Regions from separate parts of the Homo sapiens genome. Here region 2 is linked to region 1. Evidence: chromatin loops called from intact Hi-C (ENCODE). Cell type or tissue: heart left ventricle. All regions are shown on one strand. Each heading gives the region's core, and the rest is flanking DNA. Links, peaks and the distances in the headings are about the cores only. Region 1 overlaps ALG14 (ALG14 UDP-N-acetylglucosaminyltransferase subunit). Region 2 overlaps CNN3-DT (CNN3 divergent transcript).

What was found. Hi-C counts contacts between places; a loop is a spot of excess contacts. Peaks named below come from ENCODE experiments on the same cell type or tissue, not always from the same donor. Only the 100,000 strongest peaks of a DNase experiment are listed, where the experiment ranks them.
Region 2: it touches region 1 in a loop (2.2-fold over the local background); 6 of 110 quality-filtered maps call a loop at or near these places.

The regions. Positions count from the first base shown.
Region 1 is chr1:95,034,752-95,050,647 of GRCh38, reverse strand. The region is part of intron 2 of ALG14 (ALG14 UDP-N-acetylglucosaminyltransferase subunit); the gene reads left to right. Among named protein-coding and RNA genes, the nearest start is that of ALG14-AS1, 19 kb to the left of the region's middle. RefSeq lists enhancers at 6,263-6,871, 6,872-7,480. In heart left ventricle, for the core only: CTCF peaks have their summits at 7,056 (motif pointing right) and 8,870; a DNase peak (open chromatin) is centred at 7,027; H3K4me3 peaks cover 256 bases; H3K27ac peaks cover 1,338 bases.
Region 2 is chr1:94,949,382-94,965,277 of GRCh38, reverse strand. It overlaps CNN3-DT (CNN3 divergent transcript), which reads right to left. Exons shown (of 3, transcript NR_168377.1): 3 at 2,008-2,299. Among named protein-coding and RNA genes, the nearest start is that of CNN3, 30 kb to the right of the region's middle. In heart left ventricle, for the core only: no CTCF peak of the experiment used is centred there; no DNase peak of the experiment used is centred there; H3K27ac peaks cover 3,244 bases.

The DNA of each region.
Region 1 (15,896 bases), core at 3,082-11,081:
TTCATGTCACAGGCTGCCTGTTCCCTTTTCATTTTCTTCTTGTTTGTGGCAATTAGGGACTTCCGTTTCCTTCTTCCTGGTTCAGATTAAATTGTATTTTTGTTATATTTCTGACAGCATTTAAAACTGTTTATAGAAGGAGGGTTATAAAGCTAGTTTATATTGCTATTCTATCAGAACCAAAGTCAAATTCATTTTCTAATGAAAGTCAGAGTTTTGAGGTACTCTTGGTGTGGATGCCTATTCTGCACCATTTGTGTAAATAGCACCCCTCTCTCCCCCAATTTTCCTCACTTTTTAAATAATGCACTATAATTGTGTAAGTTGCAATTTCCTGGCTATAGAAAACACTCCTGTGGTTACAGGCCTTGAACTATCTCTCTATAATTTAATTTTTTTCGGACTTCTTAAGTGAACCAGAAAATCTGGATCATTTTAAAGCATTAATAGTAACTGCACTTTGTGCTTTGGCAGAAGATCTCATCCATATCGCTCGGAACGCTTCAGGAATAAAAGGGCATCGATTCACACTTGGTTCTGGTGAGAAGCCAAAATCCACATTTTCAACACAGGCTTGCTCCTCCAAAAACACAGAGAGCTTCCCAGAAATCAGAAGATACAAATTAGAAATGTTAATCACTTATAGTTATATAAGTAACAGGAAATTTCTGTCATTTGGTTAATAACTTATTCTGATATGGAATTATCCAATAAATTTCTAAATGTTTTTGCTAGTTTGTAGAAAAAAATTTTATTTTTATTTTATTTTATTTTTTTGGGACGGGATCTCTCTTTGTCACCCAGGCTGGAGTGCAGTGGCTCAATCATGGCTCACTGCAGCCTCCACCTCCTGGGTTCAAGTGATCCTCCTGTCTCAGCCCCCCAAGTAGCTGGGACTATAGACGTGCACCACCACACTGGGCTAATTTTTGATATTTTGTAGTAACAGGGTCTCATTATGTTGCCCAGGCTGGTCTCAAACTCTTGAGCTCAAATGATCTGCCTGCTTCAGCTTCCCAAAAGTGCTGGAATTACAGGCATGAGCCTGTATTTTTTACCTTGCCCTTATTTTTTGCCTGGCCCTTATTTTTTATTTTTTAATAATTTTTTTTTGAGGCAGGGTCTCACTCTGTCACCCAGATTGGAGTGCAGTGGTGCGATCTCGACTCACTGCAACCTCTGGCTCCTAAGCTCAAGCAATTCTCCCACCTCAGTCTCCTGAGTAGCTGGGACTACAGGTGCACACCACTCACACCAGGCTAATTTCTTGTATTTTTGGTAGAGACGGGGTTTTGCCATGTGGCCCAGACTGGTCGCGAACTCCTGAACTCAAGCAATCTGCCCATTTTCACCTCCCAACGTGCTGGGATTACAGGTGTGAGCCACTGTGCTTGCCCCCATATTTTTTAAATGTTTATTTATTTATCTTTTTGTAATTATAACCTTTCATAGCCCTCATGCAAGAAAAAAATTAATGTTGGTATTTACCTATTTATGCTAGATATTAATATACAGCAGATTTTAAGCTAAATTTTAAACTAGTATAATTTTATTAATTGAATGTTAGAGGTGGCCTGCATTTCTTGCACAAATTCTTCATTCAAATTTCTTCTGATTCTTCTGAATCAGTGTATATTTTAATGGTGTATAATATTTTAGGTGCCTAATTCACCTTATTTATAATTACACAAGAGTAAAGGCAAATAATACTCCTGGTTTAATAACTTTTTAACTCTACTCTTCAGCCTGTCTTTCTCTGAGTAGTTTAAGTAGCTTTTTAATAAGAAACAGGCTTCCTTGACTAACAACTGAAATTAGAAAGGCAAAGAGTGGAGAGCTAAGAAAAAAAAAAAGGATATTTGACTGTGAAATTACTTATATGAAAAAAAAATACCTTGAAAAGCCTACCAAAGAAAAAGTAATTTCCACTGGGATTAGTTCTAAAGTAAAGAGTAGTAAAGTAATACCTTCCAGCAAAAATTGGAGAGTAACCTTTCCAAATAGAGCCAATTACCAGAGCCCTATGAAGGTAAATGAAAACTCAAATCAGAACGTTCTTCCTGGAGAGCAATAGGCCATGTTTCAGCAGGGACATCCACCCCTCCAAGGCGTGGAAGGAAATGAGGCTCAGGGCATTGCAGTGTGGATTTTGGTTCATTCTTTTATTTGCTTCTGAATCTGAGCCTTGTTTCTTAACTGCCTCCCTTGGCAACCAACTATTACTCCTTGTAACTTCTGTTACAGCATGAGTTGGCCCCTTTTCACATTACTGAAGAAAAAAGCTCGGTGACATATGAATAAAACATTTTTTAACCTGCATTTAAAAAAATATAGAGTTTTTCATATATAAAACAACAATAGAAGTTGCTGAAAACTGATTTGAAGGGTTAAAAGTCAGAGCCAACTTTCAGGCCACTTAATTAGATTTCCCACTACTCTGTAAGTAGGCTTATGTTTTCCCAATAAACATTATTTATTTGCTAATTCAATCAAAAAATACAAAATGAGTGCTGATTCTATACAAGACACTGTGTTTAGTGGAAATTTCAGCAAATCTTTATTGAATATGCCCCATAATTAACTGTGGCAGGACTATGAGTGGTTATTTTTCTGTTGCTTTGCTCTTTTCTGTTCATTCCAAATTTTATTTATTGTTTATGTTTTCTCTTAAAGAGTCAGGATCTTGCTGTGTTGCCCAGGCAGGAATATAGTGGTATGATCATAGCTCACTGCAACCTCGAACTCCTGGGCTCAAGTGATTCTCCTGCCTCAGCTTCCCAAGTAGCTAGAACTATAGGAATGCACCACCACACCTGGCTTTTTTATTTTTTGTAGAGATGGGGTCTTGCTATGTTGCCCAGGCTGGTCTTGAACTCCTGGTCTCAAGCAATTCTCCTACCTGAGCTTCCCGAAGCTCTGGGATTACAGGCGTGACTCACCATGCCTGGCCTGTTGGTTTCTTAATTTTAAAACTTTGGACAATACAGAAATATGCAAAAAAACAGGCCAGGCACTGTGGCTCACACCTGTAATCCCAGCACTTTGGGAGGCCAAGGCGGGCAGATCAGCTGAGGTCAGGAGTTCAAAACCAGCCTGGCCAACATGGTGAAACCCCGTGTCTACCAAAAATACAAAAATTAGCTGGGCGTGGTGGTGGGCGCCTGTAATCCCAGTTACTTGGGAGGCTGAGGCCAGGAGAATCACTTGAACCAGGAGGCAGAGGTTGCAGTGAGCCGAGATCACGCCACTGCACTCCAACCTGGGTGACAAGAGCGAAACTCCATCTAAAAAAAAATAAATAAATATACAAAGTAAACAGTGAAAGTTTCCTGTCACTATCCCAGTTCCACTCTCTAGAAGTAACCACTGTACCAGTTTGAGTTATATCCTGCCAGTGCTTTTTTTCCCCTTCTGTTACATGTATACATATAACAAAGTATGAATTATATATACACACATACATATAACCCTAGAGACAGTGTTGGGTGTTTTTTGGAAGGAGCAGGTTATGGCTAGTTTATAAATCACATCCTATATATTGTCTGCAACTTTTAAAAAAAATTTAATTCTGTACCTTGATAACTTTCCATGTTGGTTCATACAGGCATGTCGTTATGTTATGTTATGTTATGTTATGTTATGTTATGTTATGTTATGTTATGTTATGTTATGTTTTTTTGTGAGACAGGGTTTCACTCTGTCGCCCAGGCTGGAGTGCAGTGCAGCAATCTCAGGTTGCCCAGGCTGGTCTCGAACTTCTGGGCTCAAGCTATCCACCCACCTCAGCCTCCCAAAGTGTTGAGATTACAGGCGTAAGCCACTGCGCCTAGACTGCTTTTTACTTTAAAATGATTGTAAACTATAGTATTGTTATACCATTTCCTATCATTTTCAGTTTTTCACTAAATGCTGTAGTATTATTTTATTCTGTAAGTTATTTTAAAAAGTACATTTTATACACATTCTGCAAGCACTTTTATAACTTTCCAATTTTACTGCAATAAATATGGGAAATAAAGAAGCCCAAATTAAATAACTTGCTGACATTAAAGGGCTTGTCAACCCTTGCCCACTCTAGCATTCTGCTAGATCAGCAGTCCTCAACCTTTTTGGCACCAGGGACCAGGTTCATGGAAGACGGTTTTTCCACAGATGGTGGAGGATGGTTTCAGGATGAAACTGTTTCACCTCAGATCATCAGGCGTTAGTTAGATTCTCTTAAGGAGTGCACAGCCTAGATCCCTTGCATGCACAGTTCACAATAGGGTTCGCACTTCTAAGAGAATCTGATGCTGCTGCTGATCTGATAGGAGGCAGAGCTCAGGTGGTAATGCTGGCTCACCTGCCACTCACCTGCTGCCGTGCAGCCCGGTTCCTAACAGGCCACAGACTGCTACTGATTCACAGCCTGATGGTTGGAGACTCCTGTGCTAGATTGTTGATTGAATTCCTATTCTGAAGTACACCTAGAAGTTAGGAGTATAAATATATGGTGTAGAAACCAGTGTAATAGATATTCCAAACTATTTTTGTTGTGGCCACTATGCCCTCTATTCATATTTTTCAATAATTTACTCAAGCCAGCAATACTGAGTATACTGAGTATATACTAATAGAATTAGTATAATAATATAATACTAATTAGTATAATAATATAATACTAATTCTATTAGTATACTATTCTATTAGTATACTAATTATTAGTATACTATTCTATTAGTATACTAATTATTAGTATACCATTCTATTAGTATATTAATTCTATTACTATGCCATTCTATTAGTATACTAATTCTATTAGTATGCCATTCTATTAGTATATTAATTCTATTAGTATGCCATTCTATTAGTATACTAATTCTATTAGTATGCCATTCTATTAGTATATAGTATGCTAATTCTATTAGTATATAGTATGCTAATTCTATTAGTATATAGTATGCTAATTCTATTAGTATATAGTATGCTAATTCTATTAGTATACCATTCTGTTAGTATACTATTATACTAATTCTATTAATATACTAATACAGTATGCTAATACTATACAATTAGTATACTAATACAATGTATACATTGCAGTACATTTGCAATGTATATGCAAACTCTACACATACTACTGATTTGGACTCTAGTCTTCTTTAAATCACATTGATATCCCTGGCTGTCCACATTTAGCTTCCTAAAACACTGCTTTGCACAAATAACCTATTATTCCAACATTGTCAATGGTTTCCTTAAAATGAAAAAGTATACTTGGAGCCAAAAGCCAATGTCCATTACATTCTTTCTCTCTAAAATCAGAACCAAAAGAAGAGTATCTGCCATTAGTCATACTGTGTTTTGTTTTGGCCCTCCACCTAAGTCGAAATAAGAGGTATAAACATTGAAAAAGAAGAAATAAAGTAATATATGCTATAAATAATTATATCTAGAAACAAAATCAACAAAAGACTATCAAGTAATACAAGTTCAGAAAAGTATCAGATTCAAGCCAAATATGCAAAACTCAATCACTTCCTTATATGCTAGCTTTAACTGTTAGAAAAATAATGAAGAAAGAGACCTAAAATATTAAACACTGGGAAAGGAGCTTGAATAAAAGGAAATGATCAATATGGGCCCAATAGTGAAATCTTATTGAGACATTAAATATGGTAAAAATAAATACAGAAGCATGTTCCTGATGTTTAAAAACTTAACAAAGATTTTCAGTTTTCCCAAATTTATAATGCAGTAGGTGTCAGAATCCTAATGCTTTTTTTAAAAAAAAAATACTTTGTTTATTCAGCAATAAATATTTGCTTTCCATTTGCCAGGCAATATTATAGATAGTTGGGATACACAAGTGAACAAAAAACACAAAAAAATGTCTGCCATCATGGAGCTCACTCCACTTGACCTGGATGAGAAGACAGTAATACCAGACATAGTGAAGAAGAAAATAGTAAAGTCTGTTAGAAGGTGATCAGTGCTGTGGGGGCAGATTGCACAGGGATGGGGAACTGGGAATTTTGATGGGGTGGAAAAGTTGTGATTGCTCTTAGGACCTTGAAGGCGATGGGGACTCCTGAGAGAAGAGTGTTTCAAGCAGAGGGAAAAGTCTCTGGAAAAGCCATAGAGAGGAATATTCCTGGATGTTGGTGCAATAGCAGGTAATCCTGGTCCCTGGAGGAGAGTGAGTGGAAGGAGAGACACTGAAGAGGAGATGGGAGGAGTGGGCAAAGACCAGATAATTTAGGACCTTGTAAGCCCTTTTAAAAACTTCCTCTCTTAATCTGAGGAAAATAGAGACCTGTTGGAAAGTTTTGCTTGGAGGAGTGACACAATCATACTGTTTTACACAGGTCACTCGTGTGGCTGTGTTACAAATACACCAAAAGCAAAACCAAGGAAATCAGTTAGGAGGTTGTTGCAGAAATCCCAGCAAGAGATAATGTGGCTTGCATCAGGAGGGCCAGGAGTAAGGGAAAATAGTTGGATTCTGGATGTTTTTGAAAGTGGAGTTAACAGAATTTCATGGCAGAAAACAGAGGAATCAAACATGACTACAAAGCTGTTCTGAGCAATTGTAAGAATGGGATTGCCATCACCAACCCTGGGATGTCTGAAAGGGGAGCATCCCGATCTCCAAGGGTCTTTAAAGTGTTGCCTAGAGGAACCTGGAAACTCCCTGGGATTTAGAGGGACTTCCCAGAACCACTTTGCACAGATTCAAAACCGTTTCCTAAACTCTACACACTTGTGCACTCTCTCTCCCTCCTTCCCTGTCTCCCTTCCTCCCTCATTCCCTTCTCCCTCTCCCCTCCTTCTCTCTCTTCTTCCTCTCCTCTCTCTTCAACCCTCTCTTTCTCTCTCCTCTCTCCCCCTCCTCGCTCCTTCTCCTTTCCTTCTACTTCTTTTCCTTCTCCTCTCTACCTTCCTCTTTCCTCTCCTTCCCCTAAAAGGTCCTTGAAGCTTCAGAAATGGACCAGGCGGGCCCCTCCAAGTGTTGAAGGACTTATATTTTCTTTCCTCTGCAATGTCACTCCCTCATCCTGCCACCAGGTGGCAGTGCACTGCTGATCATTTAGCCGCTGACCTGCACTAGTTCTCAGTAGAGGCGGTAGAGAGCTGAACATAGAGCCTGCAGTCGGCCTTTTAATGCCTCATTCTTTAATGTGAAGTAGGGCTTCTCATCCTCGTCACTATTGACATTTTGGGACAGACAAATCTTCATTGTAGGGGAATGTCCTGTGTGTTACAGGATGTTAGCAGCATCCCTGGCCTTTATCCACCAGATGCCAAGAGTGCTCCCCCAACCCCCACCACCAGTTATGGCAACCCAAAATGTCTCCAGACCTTATAACGTGTGTATGGGGGGCCTCCCCTCCCATCGCCCTTGAGAATCAGTAGTTGAATCAACATCTACAGAATATCAGACATTTGAGGAAAGCCTCTAAAGAGAAAACTAACGAAAGGAACTAGAGAAAAGGGCATTTCAGTGGCAGTGGGGAGTTTAAACGAAAACAATTATGTTCGAAGAAATGAGAGGGCATTATTTCATTAAAACAAGAATGAGACCTATTTTTTAAAAAACTAAGAACAAAAAAAACCCCTTGGCTATTAAAATTTTGATTTCAGCAATAAAAATTCAATGAAAGATTGGAAGATCACATTGAAGAACTCAAGAAAAAGATTAAAAGCATAAGGAAAACGTAAAAAACAGTAGAGAAAGGCAAGAAAATTAGACAACCAAACTGGATGTTGCAAGTCCATTATTCAGAAGGAACAAGGAAATGGGAAAAGTTCAAAATGAAACAAAATTATGACCCAGGGAAATTTCCAAAACAGAAGGACCCGACTTTTAAAATAAAAGGACTATCCTGAGTCCAGTGAAAGTGTAGTCACAAGACACGTCATGTACAGTTTCAGAACTAACGATGAAGAGAAGATACTAAAAACTTCCAGAAAGAACAAGAAAAGGAATCACATTTGAGGTTTCAGAAGTACAGTGGAGCAGTGTCTCAAATGGATTCCTCATGTACCCTCCCACAGAGGGTGTGCCCCACCAAAACAAGGGGCACCCAAAAGGGAGACTCAGTTCCAGGGATCTGGGCCTCAGTCCAGGAGAGAAGGGAAGGGAATTCTCAGGACAGCAGTGAAGGGAGTTCCAGTGTGAAGACTTCATAGGTGGTCCTAGAGAACAAACAGTTGGGAACAGAGCAAAGTGACAGAGAACTCCAGAAGACATGGTGCCAAGAAAGTAACAGGAATGATAAATAACGCGAAGAGTCTGACGAAACTGAGAAGACCAGAAGAACTTTCAAACTGTGTGTATGTGTGTGTGTGTGTGTGTGTGTATGTTTAAATCAAAGATAAGCAAAGGACAATGAGTGCTTTGAATGCAGAGGAGGGAGAGATCTCTGTGAGATAGAGTGTTGGGGTGGGGGCTTCTTCAAAAGAGTAGGGAGATATTGGTTGATTTTTGGTTTTGTCTTTGAATATTTTTCTGTATTTTCTAAAGTTACAATTAGAAAACAGCTATTTTTTAGAAACAAAACTAAGAAGAGATACAAGCCCCAGTGGGAGTAAAAACCTACTAATATGAAATATTTATTTTTTTATAAATATCTAAATAAATATTTTCTACAGAAATAATCCAAACACATACCACAAGCACCAATATTTTGAGGCTCATATCCTTTTATTTTGGAAGTACAAAAGTTTTGCTGCTAGTGTAATAAATAGGGATTCTTTTGGTTTGCATTCTTTTTTTGGTTTTGCATTTTCTGTTTATATAAGAATCAGTGGCAGTTTGGTGGTTGCAGGATTTATCAACCAGCTCTTCTAAAATTAACATGACATTCTTCCACTGAACACCACCTACTGTTTTCCACAAGGTGGGGTGCTAACTTCGCACAGTGGACTGAGACTGTGTACAGCTTGCTGAGATGTCTACATTGAGTGTATTTGTTGTTACTTTCCACAGTTCCTAAGCAGTTCTTTTTTCCCTTTCTTTTTTTTTCTTTCTTTCTTTTTTTTTTTTTTTAAAGAGACGGGGTCTCACTGTCTGCCCAGGCTGGGGTGCAGTGGTGCAATCATAGCTCACTGCATCTTTGAATTCCTGGGCTCAAGCAGTCCTGCCTCAGCCTCCCAAGTAACTGGAACTACAGGTAAGGCCCATCACACCCAGCTAATTTTTTAATTTTTGTTTTTGTAAAGATGGGGTCTTGCTGTGTTGCCTACGCTAGTCTCCTTCTGCCTTGGCCTCCCAATCAGTTCTGAAAGAAATGTTTGTAACTGTATAGTTTAAACTGTGGGGTTTTATTTAAGTTTGTCAACTGTAATGTATATTACAACTGGTGGCTTAACATAGTTATGGTTTTGAGTGTGTATAATGTATATGTGCACTTTTCCTCATTCATATGGACCTTAACTTACTGAATTATAGGTAAAGGTAAAAAAAAATCTCTAATTTGAAAGGAGGCCGGTCTAAATGAGCAAAATATTTGAATAAGAAAATATTTGTAATTTACTGCAAATAGAGATTCTGATGTGGCCATTTCAGTGAATAGATTCTTATTTTTGAAATAGTATATCAGGTAGATATATACATGCTTTTAAAGTATTTTAAACAGCTTAATCTCTTAAATTCCTCCCCAAATCTCAATTATTCCTTCCTCTATCTCTAGACCTAAAGCCAGTCAGGTTAAACTTTCTTTAAATCATGTTCTGAACAGATGAAATTAAAATAGCTGTGAATAACATAGTGCCGTTATTTCAACCTTGTGGTAATTTAACCAATTTCCCAGTGCCAGTTAAATTTGTATTGTATGGGATTCTTACAACATGAAGAGCAGTAACATTTTATAATATAGTACTGTTGTTTCTCCATTTCAAAGCAAATTTATGGCATTCTAATCACCAATGTTTGGTTTTAAAAACATAAATAGCACAATTAAAAAAAAAATCTATACCTTTGAGTACAAACATACAATTTATTTTGTGCTGTTATAAAATCAGGACATGGCCTGTTTTGGAATTCCCTACGTCCTTCCTTTTGTACAAATGGAGGCTGTTAGATCCTTCCAGCCTTTAGGCCCAAGGAAATAATTCTGGTAGTTGCAGTCACACCACGGACAGCATAATTCTAAGCTCTGCATGTGGCCAGGCTGTGACTAGAGATGTACTTACAGTTTTAGTCAGGTTTGACCAAGCAGGTGAGCATGGCAAGGAAGTAAAAGGGAAACAATGGGTGCCGAGGGATACTCCCTTGTCCTTCAAATACCTGGTAGATGCTCACTTTATGGTGCTTATGAAATGTCATGAAGCAACATATGAGTAAGGGAGCTGTGGGTCCTGCTAATAACCAGCTCTGTCACCTTGTGTGAATCAACCCCTCTGGGCCTTAGTCTTCTACTGTGAAATAAGGAGGCCTGGCTGAGATTAGGAATCTTATTTATTTATTTATTTATTTATTTATTTATTTATTTTGAGACAGGGTCTCACTCTGTCACCCAGGCTGGAGTGCAGTGGTTCAATCTTGGCTCACTACAACCTCTTCCTCCCAGGCTTAAGCTATCCACCCACCTCAACCTCCCCAGTAGTTGGGACCACAGGTGCGAGCCACCACACCTGGCTAATATTGTATTTTTTGTAGAGATAGGGTTTTGCCGTGTTGCCCAGCCTGGTCTTGAACTCCTGAGGTCAAGTGATCCGCCCACCTCGGCCTCCCAAAGTGTTGAGATTACAGGCGTGAGTCACTGCACCCGGCAGAGATCTCACACCTGGCTTTCAAGTCTGACTTGTCAACGTCAAGCGAGGCTTCTGCTCCAGGCTGTGTTTCTCCAGGGCCTGTCAGCATCAGTCCAGCATCCAGATTCCTGAATATTATCTTCCTAGATTCCCAGTTGTCTTCCTCCGTCCACTTGCCTGCTAGGTCTACCCATTGCTTCAGTTATAGTACAAACTCCTGTCTGTCCCATTTCAACCTAAAATACCTGTGTATGTTTTCTAATATTGATATATTTTATACTTAAAGAGTATTTTACCAACTCAAAATTATGCTCCAAACAAGACCACAGTGAATCATGATGTGCTGTCAGCCTGTTTCCGCTCTTGCTATTTGCTCCCCAGGTCATGACAGTACCGTTCACCCTAGGTAAAAACCTGAGAGTTATCCCAAACTCTCCAGCGTCCTAAATCTCCCTTCTCACTGCTTGTCATCTCCATTCCTCTACCTTAGTGCTGCTGCTGGCCGTCAGGCCTTCAGCATCATTCTTCTGATGTATTTCAGTGATCTCCCCAATGATTGCCCTTCTCTGGTCGTGCCCTCTCCCCTTCTGTCCATTCTCTTCATAATTACTAGACTGGTATTTCTTGAATGCATTTCTGCTCCCATTATTCCGCTCCAACTCCATTTTCTGTTGTTCCCTATGTTGCTTCTTACGTACCAAAATACAGTTCCCCAGATATTCCATGCTATTTCATGTCTCTCAGCTCTGAACACGCTGCTTCCTCTGGCAAGAAGACCCTTCACCAACCACACCCACACTATTATACTTAGAAAATTTTATATCCTGCACAAGTTAGATCAGGAATCTCTTCATGAAGCCTGATTTACCTTATCAAAGAATAATGTATTGGCTGGGCGTGGTGGCTCACGCCTGTAATCCCAACAATTTGGGAGGCCAAGGTGGGAAGATCATTTGAACCCAGGAATTCCAGACCAGCCTGGGCAACATAGGAAGACCCCGTCTTTAGAAAAAGTTTTTTTAAAATCAGCAAGATGTGATGGGGCATGCCTGTAGTCCTGGCTACCCAGAAGGCCAAGGTGGGAGAATCGCTTGAGCCCAGGAGGTCAAGGATGCAGTGAGTCATGATCATGCCGCTGCTCTCCAGCCTGGGCAAGAGAGGGAGACCCTGTCTCAAAAAAAAAAAAAAAAAAAACCTTATAGTTTATCACTTTGTTTTTTTTTTTTTTTGAGGTGAAGTTTTGTTCTTGTTGCCCAGGCTGGAGTGCAGTGGTGCAATCTTGGCTCACTGCAACCTCCACCTCCCAGATTTAAACAATTATTTTGCCTCAGCCTCCCAGGTAGCTGGGATTACAAGTGCCCATGACCACACCTGGCTAATTTGTTTTTTGGGGTTTTTGTTTGTTTGTTTGTTTGTTGTTTTTGAGATGGAGTCTCACTCTGTCACCAGACTAGAGTGCAGTGTCACGATCTTGGCTCACTGCAACTTCCTCCTCCTGGGTTTAAGCAATTCTCCTGCCTCAGCCTCCCAAGTAGCTGGGACTACAGGCACGTGCTACCATACCCAGCTAATTTTTGTATTTTTAGTAGAGACAAGGTTTTACTATGTTGGCCAGGATGGTCTCAAAACTCCTGACCTCAGGTGATCCAAACACCTCGGCCTCCCAAAGTGCTGGGATTACAGGCATTACAGGCGTAAGCCACCGCGCGTGGCCAATTTTTTGTATTTTTAGTAGAGACAGGGTTTCACCATGTTGGCCAAGCAGGTTTCAAACTCTTGACCTTCAGGCAATCCACGTATCTTGGCCTCCCAAAGTGCTGGGATTACAGGTGTGAACCACCGCACCTGGTCCAGTTTATTACTTCTTACTTGGTGCTAACATTATATTTAATAATTGTCTCATATTATAGTTATCCCTTTGACTGCAATTATCACTTTTCCTGTGCTGTCCTGATAGACTGCAGTGAGTTCCTTGTGAATGTCTTATTCACCTCTGTTTCCCTAGCCCAGTTCCTGTCACCTGGCAGGTGCTTGTTGAAAGTTTAATGAAGAAACAAGTGAATGAATCCATGCTTAGAGAGTACAGCTCTGAAATTCAATGTCGTAAACAATTGTTTCATACATGATTTTAATATATATATTTTATTTTAAGAAAAGGAATGCAATTTTCTTACCATTTTAAGGACAAAGGAAGGGTGCTTCAACTTCAAGTGACATAAACCTACGCTTAAAATTGGCTTGAACAATAAAGGGAATTTGTCAACTTACAAAACAGGAAAAATTCAGTCTTATTTCTGGCGAGGCTTGGTCCGGTTGCCCAGGCATATCCCTATAGCAAGAGTTGTCTCTCTGCTCTGTCTTCTGCAGTGGCAGCTCCACCGGGCTTCCCACAGTGCTGCCTCCAGCAGCTCCAAGCTCTCTCATTAGGGTAACAAAAACCTGTAGCACCTCCTGGCCTCATGTCTCTTCCTCTTCATGAGGAAGAAGAGGATCTCTTACAGCATATGGGAGAGAGAGCCCCAGCAAACATCTCCTGCCTCATGGTACTCCAGTGGGGTTATACTCCCATCTTTCAGCTAATCATTGTAGCCAGGAATGATTCCTCCATGTTGCTTCAGCCATTCCAGGCCTACTCTTAGAGGCAGGGTTAGGGGTGAAGGGGACAGGAGGCAAATACCACCAAACCGTCCGGCTGAGAATATGAGAGGAATGAGTTACCCAAAGGAAAATTGCGATATTGTCAAAAGAAGGAGTCAATAAAGGCTGAGAGAGAATAAATGTGCATTTATAAAAGGCTTTAAAAATCTTTTGAGCCAGAATCCCATAATTTTTTCAGAAACAAACTACTTTGTTTTTCCCTGAAGTCTCAGACCACCAGGCAAGGAGAAGCTTCTGGAGGTAAAGTGAGGGGTGGTTTCAGGCCCTGGGGCAGAGCTGGAGTGCAGCCTCATTTCTCTTTGACAAGCCAGTCTTGAGCCAGCTGTGGGATCATGGTGGCTAGTTAAGGATCCCTGATCTCAGCTAGCCCTCCTTGCTTCACAGTGGGACACTGAGGTCCAGAGAGCTTGATTCATGCAAAGTAAGTGGTTATCAGCAGGACCCATCATGGGACTGTATTAGTCTGTTCTCATGCTGCTATAAAGAACTGCCCGAGACTGGGTAATTTATAAAGAAAAGAAGCTTGGGCCAGGCGCGGTGGCTCACGCCCTTAATCCCAGCACTTTGGGAGGTCGAGGTGGGCGGATCACCTGAAATCAGGAGTTTGAGACCATCCTGGCCAACATGGTGAAACCCCGTCTCTACTAAAACTACAAAAATTAGCCGGGTATGGTGGCGCATACCTGTAATCCCAACTACTTGAGAGGCTGAGGCTGGAGAATTGCTTGAATTTGGGTTGTGGAGGTTGCAGTGAGCCGAGATCGCACCACTGCACCCCAACCTGGGCAACAGAGTGAGACTCCATCTCAAAAAAAAAAAAAAAAAAAAAAAAAGAGGTTTAATTGACTCACAGTTCCACATGGCTGGGGAGGCCTCAGGAAACTTGGAATCATGGTGGAAGGCACCTCTTCACAGGGTGACAGGAGGGAGAATAAGTGCCCAGCAAAGGGGGAAGCCCCTTATAAAACCATCAGAACTCATGAGAACTAACGCACTATCACAGGGGAACTGCCCCCATGATTCAATTATCTCCACTTGGTCCTTCCCATGGGGGTTATGGGAACTACAATTCAAGATGAGACTTGGGTGGGGACACAACCAAACTATATCAGGGGCCCACAGCACCCTCACTTATATGACACTTCATGGCATTTCATCAGCACCATAAAGTATCTACCAAGTACTTGAAGGACATATAAAAAAAAATTTTGTGGTAAATTATGGTCATCTTGATTTCATAATGATTAGTTGAACCATCCAACATACATTTAAAAATATACATTGCATTATTTTTAAATAGTTATGAAAGAAAGCTGAAACCATTTTTGGTTGAATGAAATTTTACCATTTTAACTTTGTCTTGTTTCCAGGACTTTTCAGTCGTGTGGCATTCACTAAATAATAAAGGTATTGTATGTTTCAGTGTGTGGTAACAGCAAAGAATGACTTCATCAACCACTTGATCTCCTCTGTTGTGGTTTATGATGCCATCTGGATTCTTTGGTGGAATTATTTCCATCTAAATCACTATAAACTCCTATTTAGTTTTCACAAATCTAAAGCCAGATATGTTTGTGGTTTTTAACAGTGATGTAATTCTGGAACATACTTTGAAAGTTACAAGTTGTCATATACTGTTAGTATTTAACTCAGTGTTTCATATACTATCAGACACTAGAAGCCTGAACAAAATCCATTTCTCTGTTTTTTCACTCTTCAGCATCCTACTTTTCTTGTCTCTCTTGCCACCATATATTTGATTATACATCAGTCAAGTTCATATAGGGAGCGTTGGGAGGCCTTGTGGGCATACAGAGTACTATGGGACATGGCCCTGTTCTACAGGAATTAGGAAGCTGAGATGGAAAGGTTGTTTCACTGTTTCACTAAAATATGTTTTCTTCTATACGATAGAGAATAAGAAAGAGTCTTACTTCTTTGGCCAATAGTGTGAAAGAGACTGGATTATATTGAAGACAGGTAAATTTTGCAGGATATACACATTGAACTACAAAGAAAGAAAGAAGAGAGAAAGAGACAGAGAAGAAAGAGAGAAAACAAAACAAAACAAAACAAAAACATCCTTTCTAGGAACATATAACCCAGCTGACTGCCAGGTAGGAGCAATAGCAGGACAGCAGAACTTGCCATAAGGGCCTTGAGGCCTAAAGTTCAACAGAAAAGTCTCAAAATTTCTGAGGTCCTGTTGTGTTCTTATTTTGATTTTTCCCCTAAAAGGCTTAGGGAATGTGTCGGGGTAGGTGGCGGGCGGTCACTGGTAACAGTGGTAGGTGGGTTTGGTAACCCAAGCCTACAGTGCAAAACAGGGCACAGAGGGCAAAGAGAGAGGAGGAGGCAGGGAGCTTAGTTCCTGTAGAGGCAGGGAAAGAGACAACAAACTCTATGGGTTTGAGAGTGGGTGATTTGAAAAATCAAGGAAGAAAAAGGAAATGGATCAGGATGAGTAGTTGGCTATACATAAGAGTAGCAGGAGGCAGGGA
Region 2 (15,896 bases), core at 4,709-12,708, 87 kb after region 1:
GGAAGGAAGATAGCCTGAGCCCAGGAGTTCAAGGCTGCAGTGAGCTATGATCATGCCACTGCACTCCAGCCTGGGCAATAGAATGAGACCCTGTCTCTAAAAAAAAAAAAAACAAAAAAAAAAAACTACACAATTAAAGCACATTTATAGTACCTGAAACTCAGATAACAGCTTGACTACCATGAGAGCTAAAGAGATACCGCCTATCAATGAATAAATGACAACAAGAACACAAACTAAGGCTAAATTTTGTCATTCTGGTTTTCAGAGCAGAAGCTAATTTTTTAAATTGACTTTATTAAAATCATTTTCTTCACTTAAATTTATACTTACCCCGTGGAGGAGATAAAATTAAGGAAATGAAGAACTCTAACTTTTTTGAACATGGGTTTCTATACATTTGAATTTTCTCCCTGATCAGGTTATTATCTGTTATTTTTTTCTTTTTTCTTTTTTCTTTGAGACGGAGTCTCCCTCTGTTGCCCAGGCTGGAGTGCAATGGCACGGTCTCAGCTCACTGCAACCTCCACCTCCTGGGTTCAAGTGATTCTCCTGCCTCAGCCTCTCAAGTAGTTGAGATTACAGGTGTGCACCACCACGCCTGGCTAATTTTTGTATTTTTAGTAGAGACTGGGTTTCACCATGTTGGTCAGGCTGGTCTCAAACTCCCGACCTCATGATCTGCCCGGCCTCAGCCTCCCAAAGTGCTGGGATTACAGGCGTTAGCCACCACGTCCAGCCTCATGTGTTATTTGCATAATTTTGATTAAAAAAAAAAAGACTCTTACACCTTGAGGTTTTTGTTTGATGTGCTGTGCTTCTCATCTACAAGTTTGACACTAGCAGTGGACTATTTTCTACACTTAGCTTATCAATGGAATTCAAAAGAAAAGAAAAATGACATAATTTTATTTTTGGGGAAACTCAGTCTTATTTCCTTTCTTGTGTGATTCTCCAAGGAAAAATGGAGACCAGAAATTTGGTTAAAATATAACTTATAACTGGAATAAATTTTGGCATCTTTGGGGCCAACCCACAACTCAGAGGGAAGCCCACTCTGGAGGCTAAGAAACTCCCAGGGTTAATTGCAGCTAGTAAACATGGATGGCAGGGCTTAAATCCCTGCCTCCATTCTCGTATTTATCCTCCCATTACCCACGGTGATTGCATTCCTGCAGTCAAGGGCATAAGTCATCCAATTTTACTTCCCATTGGTTTTCTATAGCTCCCATTGGGCTGTCCCATCGGAAGTCATTTGTTATGAGACAGAGTCTTGCTCTGTCACCTAGGCTGGAGTGCCTAGGCGTAATCACCGCTCACTGCGGCCTCTGCCTCCAGGGCTCCAAGGCTAAAAACTTTTCTAAATGTTATTTTTGGCTGGGCGCAGTGGCTCACGCCTGTAATCCCAGCACTTTGGGAGGCCGAGGCAGGTGGATCACCTGAGGTCAGGAGTTCGAGACCAGCTTGGCCAACATGGTGAAACCCTGTCTTTACTAAAAATACAAAAATTAGCTGGGCGTGGTGGCGCATGCCGGTAATCACAGCTACTCGGGAGGCTGAGGCAGGAGAATTGCTTGAACCTGGGAGGCGGAGGTTTCAGTGAGCCTAGATCGCACCATTGCACTCCAGCCTGGTGACAGAGCAAGACTCCATCTCAAATAAATAAATAAAATAAAATAAATGTTATTTTCCATACTTCAGGTATGTTTTGTTCTACTCTTAAGGGGAAAAAAACAACCTATGTAAACTAAAATTCAGTAACCCAGTAATTCATCAAGTTTCTCTGTTATCTTAGAGGCACTATAGCAGAATGGTTTAATACCTGGACCCTGGGGTCAGGCTGCCTGGGTTCAAATTCTGTCTTGCTTTTTACCTGGGCAGGCCACTGCACTTCACTGTGCCTCAGTTGTTTCATTTGTAAGGTTAGGATTATAGTTGTAACATCTTTATAGGGTTGTTTTGAAGATGAAATGAGTTAATAGATGTAAAGCACATAGTAACACTCAGTAAACACTCAATAAAAAGCTTTATTAACCTTAATATGTTTCTTCATAGCCCTTGTAAAACCCTAGCCACTCTTTTGCAATAAAGCATTTTCAAAAAGTACCATCGATCCGGGGTTATCTCTGTGTTCTTTTCCTGGAGGATCCTGAGTGCGGGCTGTGTCGACATCACGTCATTAATGTCTTCTGCTCCCTGCACTGTGGTCAAAGGCTTTTCAACGTAGCCTTGGATCCCCTGGGTTTGCTGCAGTTCAGTGCACCTCAAAGCACGATAACAGGAACTGAAATGGCAGAAACTGAAAGCAAAATAAAATTCAGCCAGGAAACACTTAGCTGTTTTTCCCTTTGCTCTGCATGGGGAAAAAAAAAAAAAAAGAGGAGGAGATAAATCGAAAACCTGTAAAATCCAGCATGTACTTCAGGGTTGTTTTAATTTTCTAAATATAAGTACAGTCTTCATTCCTCCCTCCAGCAAATATCTATTGAGTGTTTACTGTGGTGTGCCCTGATTCCCCATAGACATCTGGTGGCTATCTATCCTGGATTTTCTAGAACAATCCTAACTTTAAATGTCTTTGGTGTCTTTTCATGAAAATACATTTAAAAGGCAGTGGAAAAAAGCCTTTCTCAGGCCCCATGGCCAGAGTTTTGTTCCATATTTACTTTCAGCTGTGTTTCTGTTTTCCCCAAGGTCAGGAGCCGCCCAGTAAAAAAAAAAAAAAAAAAAAAAAAAAAAAATCTCCAAGTCCTGAAGGTACTGCAGGAGCCAGGATAGGGAAATTACTAGATGGTATTCTCTGTTTCTCCTCTGGAGAAAGAGTTTTAAGGGTTAAAATTTTCATCTATAACCGTGGTTGTTTCTTTGGGGCTGGCAATACTGAAAACTAACTTTTTGTATTATACATTCTTATAATGTTTGGTTTTTTTACACTTTTTAATGAGATGTATTACTGCGATAAGCAGAAAAGAAAATAAAAGTTTTTTAAACTACTGACTTACTTCCACAAATAAAATAGACATTCTCTTTTTTAGCAACCCAATAACAAGGGGTAGTGAAAAATGATATGCTCCCTGAAGACAGGGACCGTCTGCTTTTCTCATCTTAGCATTCCCACAGAGGAGCACTGAATAAATATCCATCAAAGGAATGAACAAAGGCCTCCTTCATATTCCTTAAATCATCTTTACTTTCCGGAAAGGAACATGGTAGCTCACCTTAACCATGCCAAAAAACATATACTTTATATAAGTCCAGATTTACACACAAAGGATTATTTACTTGATGAAGGGATTTACCAGATTCCTTTCTACAGCAAAATCTCCTCAGTCGATTTAAAGTGTGACTTGATTTGCTTCATTTTTCTTATGAGATAGTGGAATAAATGAGAACTTCGGTAAACCAAGAGCCGGGAGTGTGAACCCTGCCTTAGCCTCTAGAGTAGCTGAGATCACAGGCGTGCGCCACCACGCCCAGCTAATTTTTTTTTTTTAACCTCTGACCTGTCGTGTGTCCTTGGGCAGGTTTTTTTGTTTGCTTATTTTTTTCACCTCCCTGTGTCTTAGTTATCTCTACTCTAAAATGAGAATAATTGGAAGGGTTATAGGTACCATATTAAAGCCCCTGGGACAGTGCTAGAAGCATAAATATAAATGGCAGCTGATATTCTTATTGTTTATTAAACCTTTTCAAAGTATCCAATGCATGAATTGAAGTGTAATTGCAGTGATAACCACAGGCCCCAAAATGTATCATGGAGGCTAAAACCTAATTGGTTTAAAAAAAAAAAAATCAAGCTTTTTATGCTTCATCCCAGATAAGTGATTTAAATGCTTAGACTCACATCGTTTCATGCTTGGAGTTCTGAGAGCACAAGGGGCCCCCTTTACTTCCTTGTTTATGTGACAACAGGGGAAATCTCATCATCCTCCCCTCGCCAGGCTAACTTTTTGAGGTTCAGCTTGAAAAAAAAAAGAGAAAAGTAGCAGTTATATTTGGGAGCAAGGACTGGTGAGCTTGGTTACTGGGATTGAACCCTAGCCTAGAGGAATTACTGAAGGTTGAACCCAACAAAAGTACCTAAACCTCAGTCTAAAGTTTTCAATCCAGGCCAGGCGTGGTGGCTCACTCCTGTGAACCAGCACTTTGTGAAGCCAAGGAAGGCAGATGGCTTGAGCCCAGGAGTTTGAGACCATATGGCCAAGATGGTGAAATCCTGTCTCCCCTAAAAAAAAAAAAAAAAAAAAAAAAAAAAAAAAAAAAAAGAAAAATTAGCCAGGCGTGGTGGCACAGGCCTGTGATCCCAGTTACTCTGGAGGCTGAGGCAGGAGAATTGCTTGAGCCCGGGAGGCGGAGGTTGCAGTGAGCCAAGACGGCGCCACTGCACTTCAGCCTGGGTGACAGAGTGAGACTCTGTCTGAAATAAATAAACAAACAAACAAACAAACATTTCAATGTGATAAATAAATCAAGAGCTGCACTATATAGTGAGAGTAGGAAGTCTCTTCCTGACCCCATCTCTCCTCTTTAAGGTATGAGAGAGGCCTGAGGGGCTTGCAGGCCACAGAGCTGAAGGCTAGGATATCACTCCAACACGGTCAAACAGGAAGAATCCAACTCCCACTAGCTTCAAGAACAAGTGATGGGGAAAAAAGGGAGAAGCAGGAAGCCGGCAACAGACAACTGTATTTTTTCTAGTTACACATGCAGCAACCAAGCTATGTCCACATGGTGGGCTTCCCCGTGTCCGGGTGCATTCACTCTGGCACCTTGCTAAGATTCTTTGCAAGTCAACAAGTCAACAGGCTTCCTCCTCATGCCATGTCTGCCCTGTCCTCCTTCTAGAATCAGGGAGGGACTCTCAGGAAGTAGACCAGACCCACAGGCCCCTGGGCTGCCGGACACTCCCACTCTCCCCCACAAATGAGAAGATCTCCCTATCCCCTCTTGTCCCTGTCCCAGATCCCCTCAGTAGTGATTATGTAATTCCATTACAATTCAGAGGAAAAAGGGATTTTTAAAAAGAGATCAGAGAGGCAGATTGGCCTTCAAGGTAGAGGATCTATAAAACCAGCCCATTCTACCGGCCATAGACAGTGTTCAGATATCCTAGACAAGGAAAGTCCAAGAGGAACACAGAGGGTTAAAGTTCCTCCTGGACTTGGGCAGGTGCAGTGGCTCACACCTGTAATCCCAGCACTGAGGTGGGAGGATTGCTTGAGCCCAGGAGTTTGAGACCAGCCTGAACAACATAGAGAGACACCATGGATACAAATAATTTAAAAAATTAGCTGGATGTGGTGGTGTGTGCCTGTGGTCCCAGCTACTCAGGAGGCAGAAGCAGGAGGATCACCTAGCCCAGGAGGTCCAGGCTGCAGTGAGTGGTGACTGCACCACTGCACTCCAACTTGGGCAACACAGTGACTCAAAAAATTAAAAAAATAAATAAAAGCAGAATAGCATTATCCTTTAAGCATCACACTCTCACACACACAAAGTTAGTGTACGTGGATATTATATCTTGAGTTTATTGAGATGTATGAGAGCACAACTTGTGCTTTTTCGAGTTCTTTACAATTCTTGATGTAATGCTATATAGCACTATATAGTAGATGCTCAACTGATATTTGTGAATAAATGCCTGTGAAATAGAGTCCTGGCCGGGCATGGTAGCTCAAGCCTGTAATCCCAACACTTTGGGGACTGAGGAGGCTGGATCACCTGAGGTCAGGAGTTCGAGACCAGCCTGACCAACATGGTGAAACCCTGTCTGTACTAAAAATACAAAAATTAGCCGGGCGTGGTAGCAGGTGCCTGTAATCCCAGCTACTCAGGAGGCTGAGGCAGGAGAATCACTTGAACCTGGGAGGCGGAGGTTGCAGTGAGCTGAAATTGTGCCATTGCACTCTAGCCTGGGTGACAGAGCAAGACTCCATCTCAAAAAAGAAAAGAAAAGAAAAGAAATAAAGAGTTCTAGAGTGGTAAGGGTAGGCTTCATAAAGAGGGTAGTAAGTTACCTAGATTATTACAGGGCATTGATCAGAATGCTGGTTGTAGTAAACTTTTTAGTTTTATTGTTAGAGCCAAGAAATAATACTAATTCCCCTCCACTTCTTATAAAACATGGCAAGGGGCAGGGGAGATGCTTAGCTTTTGAGTGCCCATTTTTGCTGCCAAAGGTAAGGAAGCTAATTTTACTAGTTGTTCCCTAAGGTACTGGTTTATATCTATCCTCTTTTCAGTCCTGTTGTTCTACCCTGCTTATAAACTTCATCATAAGAATCAAGACATGAGAGGCACAACAGTGAACACAACAGAAGTCAGGCGACCTCACTCTAAAGGGCACTCAACTACAAGAATAACCCATCATTTATTTCTGTTGAAAATGGAAACGTGGGGCAGGCTCCTTGGTGGTAATCTTCGCTGTGCCTGATTCTGATTCTAGGCAGAGACAGAAATTGTTTAATAAAACCCAGGTGACCATATCCTTTCCTATGCAGACATAATGGATTGCAATGTCATGATTATGCTCTGTTCTCCAGGGCTTTTGCAAACAAGTCATTATATCGTGGTGGAAAGTTTGAGGTATTCACTATACCTTGAAAATAATGTGCCTTTCTTTACCAGGGTAGGAACAGCCTCTAAGTGAAGACAGAGGAGTGAGAAATATGACATTTCTGCATGAGTTGGCTACTAGTCGCAACACATCTTGGTGCAAATAAAGGAAGTGTTAGCTGCTTGGGGTGGTTAATTGGCTGGGCCACGGTGCCCAGATAGTGGTGAAACATTATTCTGGATGTTTTTGTGATGGTGCTTTTGAATTAGATTAGAATTTAAATCTGTCAACTTTGAGTAAAGTAGATTGCCTGCCATGGTGTGGGTGGGTCTCATCTAATCAGTGGAAGGGGTGAATAGAACAAAGGTCTCACCTCCCCTAGCAAGAGGAAATTCTACTAGCACATGGTCTTTGGACTTGAACTGTATATCAGCCCTCCCTGGGTCTTCAGCCTGCTGGCCTACCTTGCAAATTTTTGTTTGTTTGTTTGATTGTTGAGACAGAATCTCACTCTGTCATCCAGGCTGAAGTCCAGTGGCATGATCACAGCTGCCTTGACCTCCTGGGATCAAGTGATCCTCCTGCCGCAGCCTCTCAAGTAGCTGGGACTACAGGCACATGCCACTATGCCTGGCTAATTACCTTGCAGATTTTGAACTTGCCAGCCTTCATAATTGTATGAGCCAATCCCTTACAATAAATCTCAACGAATCTCTTTCTATACGTATACATAACCAATTGGTCCTATCTGTCTGGAGAACCCTGACTAATACACTGCTGTAACAAATAATCCTCCCACATTTCAGTGGCTGAACACAATGAATTTATGTCTCTCTCAAAGAGCAGCCCAAAGCCAGAGTTCCCTGTTGGGGGGAGTTTTTCCACCATGCAGTAATTCAGACACCCAAACTTCTTTCACCCATGATCCATTATCCTCCAGGCCCTCTGCATCCTCTATGTCCAGCTGGCAGAAAGGAAAGTGAGAATAGAGAAGACAAATCTGCGTTTTAACCATGGTGGCCCAGATGTGGCCTCCACTATTCCCACTCACTTTCCTTTGCTGAGAATGAATCACATGACTCCATGGAGAGGAATGGTGGGGCTGGGGAAGATGGCCCTTGACTGCAGAGCCACTTCCCAACAACAACTTTCTGCTACGGAAAAGGGAGCAAGCATTTGGTAGCCACCAGTCTTCTTGGTGAACACTTGCTGTCTTACGTGTGTTTTTAAGAATTATTCCACTGCAACTCTAATCTCTTTGGTGTTTTCTCTGACAAGAGTCCCCATCCAATTTGTTTCCTTCTAATACGGCACAGAGCTTATTCTGTGCATTTCCTGAGTGGCCTCACATCATTAGACCTTTCACAGATCTAAAATCTAGCAAGAAAAATAAGGTTAACAAAAATAAAAAGGTTAAATAATAATAGAAGGCCAGCACAGTGGCTCATGTCTCTACTCACAGCAATTTAGGAGGCCAAGGTGGGAGGATTGCTTGAGCTCAGGGGTTCAAGACAAGACTGGGCAACAAAGCGAGACCCTGTCTCTACAAAACATTAGCCAGGTGTGGTGGAGCACATCTGGAACCCAAGCTACTCAGGTGGCTGAGAAAAGAGGATGGCCTGAGCCAGGAGGTTGAGGCTACAGTGAGCCAAGGGTTGCGCCACTGCACTCCAGCCTGAGCAACAGAGAGAGACTCTGTCTCAAAAAAACAAAACAAAACAGTAGAAGGCAGTATGTTATTACATGTGCAGAGAACAGGACAGATGGTAAGTATAATGTGTGTTCAGAAGAGGGAAAGTGGCCGGGTGCTGTGGCTCACTCCTATAATCCCAGCACTTTGGGAGGCCAAGGTGGGCAGATCACTTGAGGTCAGGAGTTCGAGACCAGCCTGGCCAACATGTTGAAACCCTGTCTCTACTAAAAATACAAAAATTAGCCAAGCACGGTTGTGCATGCCTGTAGTCCCAGCTACTCAGGAGGCTGAGGCACAAGAATCACTTGAACCCAGGAGGCAGAGGTTGCAGTGAGCTGAGATCGTGCCACTGCACTCCAGCCTGGGCAGCAAAGCAAGACTGCTTCTCAAAAAAATAAAAAAACGAGAAAGAGAGGTTCTGTAATCAGATGAAGTAAACGTGTAGTTCACTAGAATCTTTTTTTGTTGTTGTTAGGTTTTCCTTTTTTCCAAAAAAGATTTTAAGTTCCTCATTAACCAAATATTTGAGTATCTATTTGTTGGCTGGCTCTTACTAATATCTTACTCACATCTCCCTATATCACCTATGCTGGTACAGAGCATATAGTAAACACTGGCCTCTCTCTAATTCTACTTCAGAAATATCTCATGTCCATTTCTCCATATGCACTCCCCATCCCTAGCCTATGAACAATGCCCTCTTCCTTCTTGCCTAGCCTACTGAAATGTACTCCCTGCTGGGCTTCCTATTTCTAATCTCTGACCTTTTTAACTCATATCCACAAATCACCAGAGTTATCATCCTAAAACACAGGTCAGATTGGGACAGACCTTGACAGAGAACAAATTCCACAGGCCTTCATATGTTAGTGTGCTAGTTTGTTTTATGCTCATAAATTCCTCCCATCCCAGTTTGTATGCTCCTTTGCAGTGTGACCTTGCTGCTTCTCCCTTGGAGGAGTGGAGTTCGTTTTTCCACCCTCTTGGATCTGGGCTGGACTTGTGACTTGTTTTGACAAATACAATGCAGCAGACATGACCTAAGCGTCCTGAAGCTTAGGCCTAACAGGCCTGGCAGCTTCTGCCTTTGTTCATTTGGAAAGCTGCCCTGAGACTCCAATGCAAGGAAGGCAGTCTGGCCTAGTGGAAGATGAGAGGCCACATGGAGAAGAACTGAGGCTCTCTAGCCAGCAACCATTCCCCAACGTCAACTGTCAGACGTGTGAGGGAGGCCCTCTTAAGCCTTCCAGCCCAGCTGTCACTAACTTACGCAGACACATGAAGGAGCCCAGGGGAAACCAACAGAGGAATACCCAGGCAACCCATGGCATCATGAGAAATAATAAATCGTTCTAAGCCACTAAGTTTTAGGGTAGTTTTTTATTTGTATTTGTATTTATTTATTTATTTATTTGAGACAGGGTCTCACTCTGTTGCCCAGACTAGCGTGCAGTGGCATGATCTTGGCTCACTACAACCTTCGCCTCCCAGGCTCAAGCGAATTTCCTGCCTCAGCCTCCTGAGTAGTTGGGATTACAGGTGTGTGCCACTACCGCCCAGCTACTTTTCATATTTTTAGTAGAGATGTGGTTTCACCATGTTGGCCAGGCTGGTTTTGAACTCCTGACCTCAAATGATCCACCCACCTTGGCCTCCCAAAGTGTTGGGATTACAGGTGTGAGCCACCGCGCCTGGCCTAGGGTAGTTTTTTATACAGCAATGGATAACTGAAACAGGTAGACTCAATAGGATGGGTCTGAAGATGAGGGAGAAGATGTCTAGAATGTCTCCTGTAAGCTGAGGTTTAAGGAAATAGGCAATAAGCGTCGATCAGAATGTAAGCATTGAGAACATATGGGATATTCCATTAGAGATGTCCAGTAGGTAAGTGAATACATGGCTCTGGGGCTGTCTGGCTTGGGCCATCAGTTTCAGTAATAGGGAGTGGATTAAATCACCCAGGACCACCCAGTAAGTGAGAGGAGGCAGAAGTCAAAGGTCAAAAGACAAAACCTTGGGGAGCGCTAACATTTAAGACTGGGCAAAGGAAGGAAAGCCAGCAGCACAGGAGACTGTTTTGCAACACAAGTAAAAGTGGATAGTCTATGTTTATGAGCTTTACTTTTGTTCTTTACTTTTCTCTGGCCAGTCAAAAAAGGAAAAAGAAAAAAAAAAGGCAGTGGAAGAAGCAAAGAAGATACCTGGGATAGGAATGTAAGGAAGTCCCAAGGACCTAATTAGTCATTTTCCGGATGCAAACAAGTCCTGGAAATGCAGGGGTCAGTGCTTTCCAAGGCCCGGGGGAATGCTTAGCCAAGAAACATAGCAATCTATGCAGAAAAGGCAACTAACCAAACTTGCTATGCATACTCCTCTTTCACCAGGATAGAGATCTGAGGGGGACCCAAACAAATTCAGAGAAAACTAGACAAACTACCCACTCTAGTCAACAGCAGAAGAGACGGAGATATGTGCAGAGGCAGCCATAGAAAGGCGCAAGTCAAAATATGCCAGAACACAGACAACACAGTGAGGACAGAAATAAAGATACACGGCGAGGCATGCCTCTTGACTGTCCTATCTCTTCTTCACCTTCATATCTCTCTCAGACACATCAGTGTAGCTTTATGGACTCCTGTCCTGTGGGAAACTAGATGATTACATTTATATTTCAGGATATAAGTGTATAATTACACACTTATGCCAGAGTCAGAAACTCCCCATCCAAAAACTGTTAACAGTTTAAATGAACAGAGCTGCTGATGCTGTTTACAATATGTAGGGAGAAAGAAAGAGAGAGAGTGGGGGAGAGAGAGAGAGACAGTGTGTGTGTGTGTGTGTGTGTGTGTGTGTGTGTGTGTGTGTGTGGTGATCACTGCATATCCCCAAAAGAAACTCAGCTATCTTGGATCTAGTTCCCTAATTTTATAAGTTTTTGGATATTTTTTGACACTAAGACTGCAGCATTGTTTACAACTCTCTGTCTCTTAACTGAGGATTCAATTTAACAGACATACTGAGCAGCCACGTGGTGCAAGGGCTCTACAAGGCACACACAGATGTAGGCAGTAGTGTTCCGGTAAACCAGCATTCCACAGAAAGAGACTTGATTTACAGCATTTGCTTATGTTTTTGTGGTAAAAGTATTCCCACCATGGCTGATTTCAAGCTACCAGTGGTTTAATAACCGAGGCTCATTAAAATCTTGAATATTTAGCATCCCTGGGTCTAACATTTAAGAATGAGGAAATCCGGCCAGGCGTGGTGGCTCACGCCTATAATCCCAGCACTTTGGGAGGTCAAGGTGCACAGATCTCAAGGTCAGGAGATCAAGACCATCCTGGCTAACATGGTGAAACCCTGTCTCTATTAAAAATACAAAAGATTAGTCGGGCTTGGTGGCAGGCGCCTGTAGTCCCAGCTACTTGGGAGGCTGAGGCAGGAGAATGGTGTGAACCCAGGAGGCGGAGCTTGCAGTGAGCCGAGATTGCACCACTGCACTTCATTCTGGGCGATACAGCGAGATTCCATCTCAAAAAAAAAAAAAAAAAAAAAAAAAAAAAGAGGAAATCTGAGGTATCCAAGACAACAGCCAGCACCAACTGTCAGCTCTGTGCATGAAACCATGTTAGTCCTTCTAGCCCAGCTGGCCCTCAGCCAAAGTATGTCCAGGGAAGACCAGCACCATAATCTCCCAGCCAAACCAAGGAATCATGAGAAATGGTGGTGGTTGTTTTAAACTACTACATTTTGGGATGATTTGTTACACAGCAATAGTTAACTGATACACACATAGTAGAGACTGCCTGAGGGAGGGTCAGTTTCTAGAGAAGCAGGAGCCTTTTTTGGCCTTCTTCTCTGTTAAGTTCCCAGGCCTAGTCAGAAGCTATCTGAGAAATTTCCATCCTTCTGTTTGTTACATCAAGACTTCCTAGACACCTGGTACTAAATACAACCACTGGCAGCTCTTATGTTCTTGCCCCTTTGAATGTGCTGCCAGTCCAACTTTTAATCAGCCTGGGGGCTGAACAAAGGAAAGATAATATTTACAGGCAGTTGTTTTAGGAAATTTTGTTTTCTTGAAAATTAGGCTTGATGATTTCGTCAAATGAAAGGAATAGGAAACACTGTAAGCGAGACTACCTAAGGCAGATGGAACATTTAGCAAAGTCCTCCTCATCTGTTTCATTATCTCCTCTGGATACTGACATTTCTTATCTGTCCCGCCATCAGAATTAGACTCTGAATGTCTCTAACTGATTTGTTAAATATTGACTTGATATAGTAGCAAGGAGCCAGGGTCCATTTTTTTCCCACGACACCCCAGTCCTAAAGTTAGTATTTTGTGCAGGTGATACCGTCTCTTTATGAACACTTTTGCAGAGCAAGCCCCAGTTGGACTCCTCTAGGGGATTTTCCTACTAAAGATTTCAAAAGATAAGATCTACTTCTTTGGCCTGTGTACCTTTATCATGTGTGAAATACTGGTGATTTCAAAGTATCAGGGACCAGGGAAACGACAACAAAAAAACTCTTCAAAACATCCATTTCCTAGAGAAAAGCTAGAAAATAATTATTACAAAAGCCAAGACAGTGTTTTCTCCTGGGAGGAGAGAGAGGGCTAATGGGGGTGAGGTGCCATGAGGGAGAAGCCTTCAGGTCATGTTCAAATTCTTACCCAGGTAGTAGGTCATACGGTATATGGACTATAATAATATTTTTAAGCATCTGTGCAATTTTATGCTTTTTGTGAATGAAGGCTTTATTTCAGAATAAGAACAAATAACCAATTTAAAAGTAATGCATTCTGCATTCTGATTTCTTATTGTATGAGCTGGGAGCTTGTTAGAAATGAAGACTCTTGAGCCCACCCCAGGCCTACTGAACCTGCTGATCCTGAAGTGGTTTGTCTGGACATTGAAGACTGAGCAGCACTGACCAAGATTAAAAGACAAGTCACTAGTTCCAAGATATTGGAAAAGTCACATTATCCTTATGCCTATGTCACATCTGCAAAATGGGCGTAATAATGCAGATCTGGCCTCCTTTCCAGGCTGCTGTGAAGAGGATGTGAGATCATACATGTGACAGCCCTTTGAAAAAAACCAGTAAAGCATCGTATACATTAGGTCTTATTATTACCTTGGGATAGCATCCTGAAAGAATCAATTGCAAAGAAGAAATCAGTTATCATTATCATCTTACTTTATGCTGCCTCTGCTTTCCTGGCAGCTTCATGCTTCTCAATTCTGCTCTGTCAAAACTTGCTTTCCTCCCTGCCTTGAGGGTATTACCAGTTTCACAACAGATGCAAGGTCAGCCATGCCCTTTGCAAGGTCTCTGGAGCAGATTACGTCTTTCAAAAGGCACTAGAGTCCCCAATTTAACTTTCTGACAAATCAAATCCACATGTTTGGCTAAGCCTGTTGTATGACAACAGCGTCTGGTCTCACCTGGGCTGAAGCTGAGCTCCAGCAGGAACCGGGAACACCAGGCAGGCATCAGATGCTTTCAATTGTTTATGGCTCTTGGCTTTTATTTTAATTTTTTTGAAGTTTAAAAAAATTTTATTTTATGTGCAGAGAGCTAGCAGTGGTTTCTTTCATTGAGCGCTGTCTTGGATAATCCATTCAGGGAAGACCACTTAGTCCAACTTGATGAGGGCTATAATCCCTTCCATTCTGATGGAAACACAGGTGGCACATATTGAAGTTATAGTCCCAGATCAAACCTGCTGGTTTGACCAGACACAGCAAGAGCAAGAACCGTGGCCAAATTTTCTAGGGTAGTTCCAGCAGAGCTGCTGATGACACATCTCTGAAAAAAGGGCAGTAATTCTGTGCACTGCACATTTTAAGGACTCAAAAAACTTGTTGGTGATGAATATGTGCATTATTTCAAATGTGACATTCAATCTTCTCAACTTCAAAAGATAAAAAACAAAACAAAACAAAACAAAACAAAAAACAGGTCCAAATGGACAGGTAACTAAAGCACTTATTGGTGAGGCTTGTCTAGGTTTTCTTTCATTAGGGTCCTTCTACTGAGTTTCAGGAGTTGACATGATGTTGATATTTTAAGGATGCGGTACTTAAATGCTAGACATTCAGATGTTGTGCTTCATTATTCATTCATCTCAACACATATTGGAAGGCCAGTCTGCACCAGGTTATATACCTGGTTGTATTTGTGTTCTGTCCATACAGTATGGGGAGATATAGGTGTGTGCGTGTGTGTGTGTGTGTGTGTGTGTGTGTGAATGTGTAATTATTTTTGATGACCATATTAAAAAAAGAAAAAAGAAACGAAAGAAAAGAAAGGGAAGGTGTGTGGTGAAACTGTTGAGAACTTCCCCAGTGCCTATTCCAGAGTTAGGCCCTCCTGGTCCAATCCCAGCACTACAAATATTAGTTGTGAGACTTTGGGCAAGTCTAATGATATGTTCTAAATGATATGATCTAAATGTTCTCATCTGTACAACTGTGACAAAAACAGGACCCATTTACTGTAAATATTAAAAGATTTAAACCATGTGCCTGGCATGTGATAAGGGCTCCATAAATGTTAATTTCATGATAAAGAAAGGGACTAGACATCAGCTTTGGGGGCAAAAAGAACCCCATCAAACTTGTAAATGTCACTATCATGATTATTGACACTCTGTTGATGATATTGTGCAGAAAATAATTAACATAACAGGCCCGAACTACTGCCTGTGAAAAGGCAGGCTTGCAAGGTTGGCCCTTGGCTGGTATGTGGGAGAGAACTGAGATTTTGCAAGGGTTCCCACCATTAACTGATAAGAGTGGTTCATTGTGCCAGACTGTTTGTGCAAACAATGTGGTTTGTGCTGAACACCTGCTTTCTTCTGGGAAGCCAGTATTTCCATATGTGCCAGGTTGGGGCTGCCTACATGACCAGGCTCCAGTAAAAACGTGGGGCACCGAGTCTCTAATGAGCTCCCTTGGTTGGCAACATTTCACACCTGTTTTCACATACAGAACTTGCTGCTGGGGGGTTAATTTATCCTTTGTGATTTTACTGACAGAGGAGCCTTAGAAGCTTGTGCCTGGTTTTCCCCAGACTTCACCCCAGATGCCTTTTCTCTTTGCTGATTCTGCTTGTTATCTTTTTGCTGAAATAAATCATAGCCATTAGTGTTACATGATAGTAGGCTGAGTCCTATGAGTCCTCTTAGTGACTCATTGAACCCGGGGATGGGCTGAACTAGTTATCTCTAAAGGAAACACATTTATTTGGGAAAGAGTGGTATCACAGCATCATCTAATTTAATGTAGGTAAACAAACATATCATTTTAAAAAAATGACTCAGAAACATACAATTTGAAAAAGTGTTCTTAAATGAATAAGGGATAAAAACGCTCCAAGCAGCATTGTGTCTTCAGTGACCCTTCTTTAAAATTATAAAAATGTTAAGAGTCTTTAGTGCTGTAAAAATTATACACTGTAGGCCAGGCACGGTGGCTCACACTTGTAATCCCAACACTTTGGGAGGCCAAGGCGGGCGGATCACCTAAGGTTGAGAGTTCGAGACCAGCCTGACCAACATGGAGAAACCCTGTCTCTACTAAAAATACAAAATTAGTTGGGCATGGTGGCACATGCCTGTAATCCCAGCTACTCGGG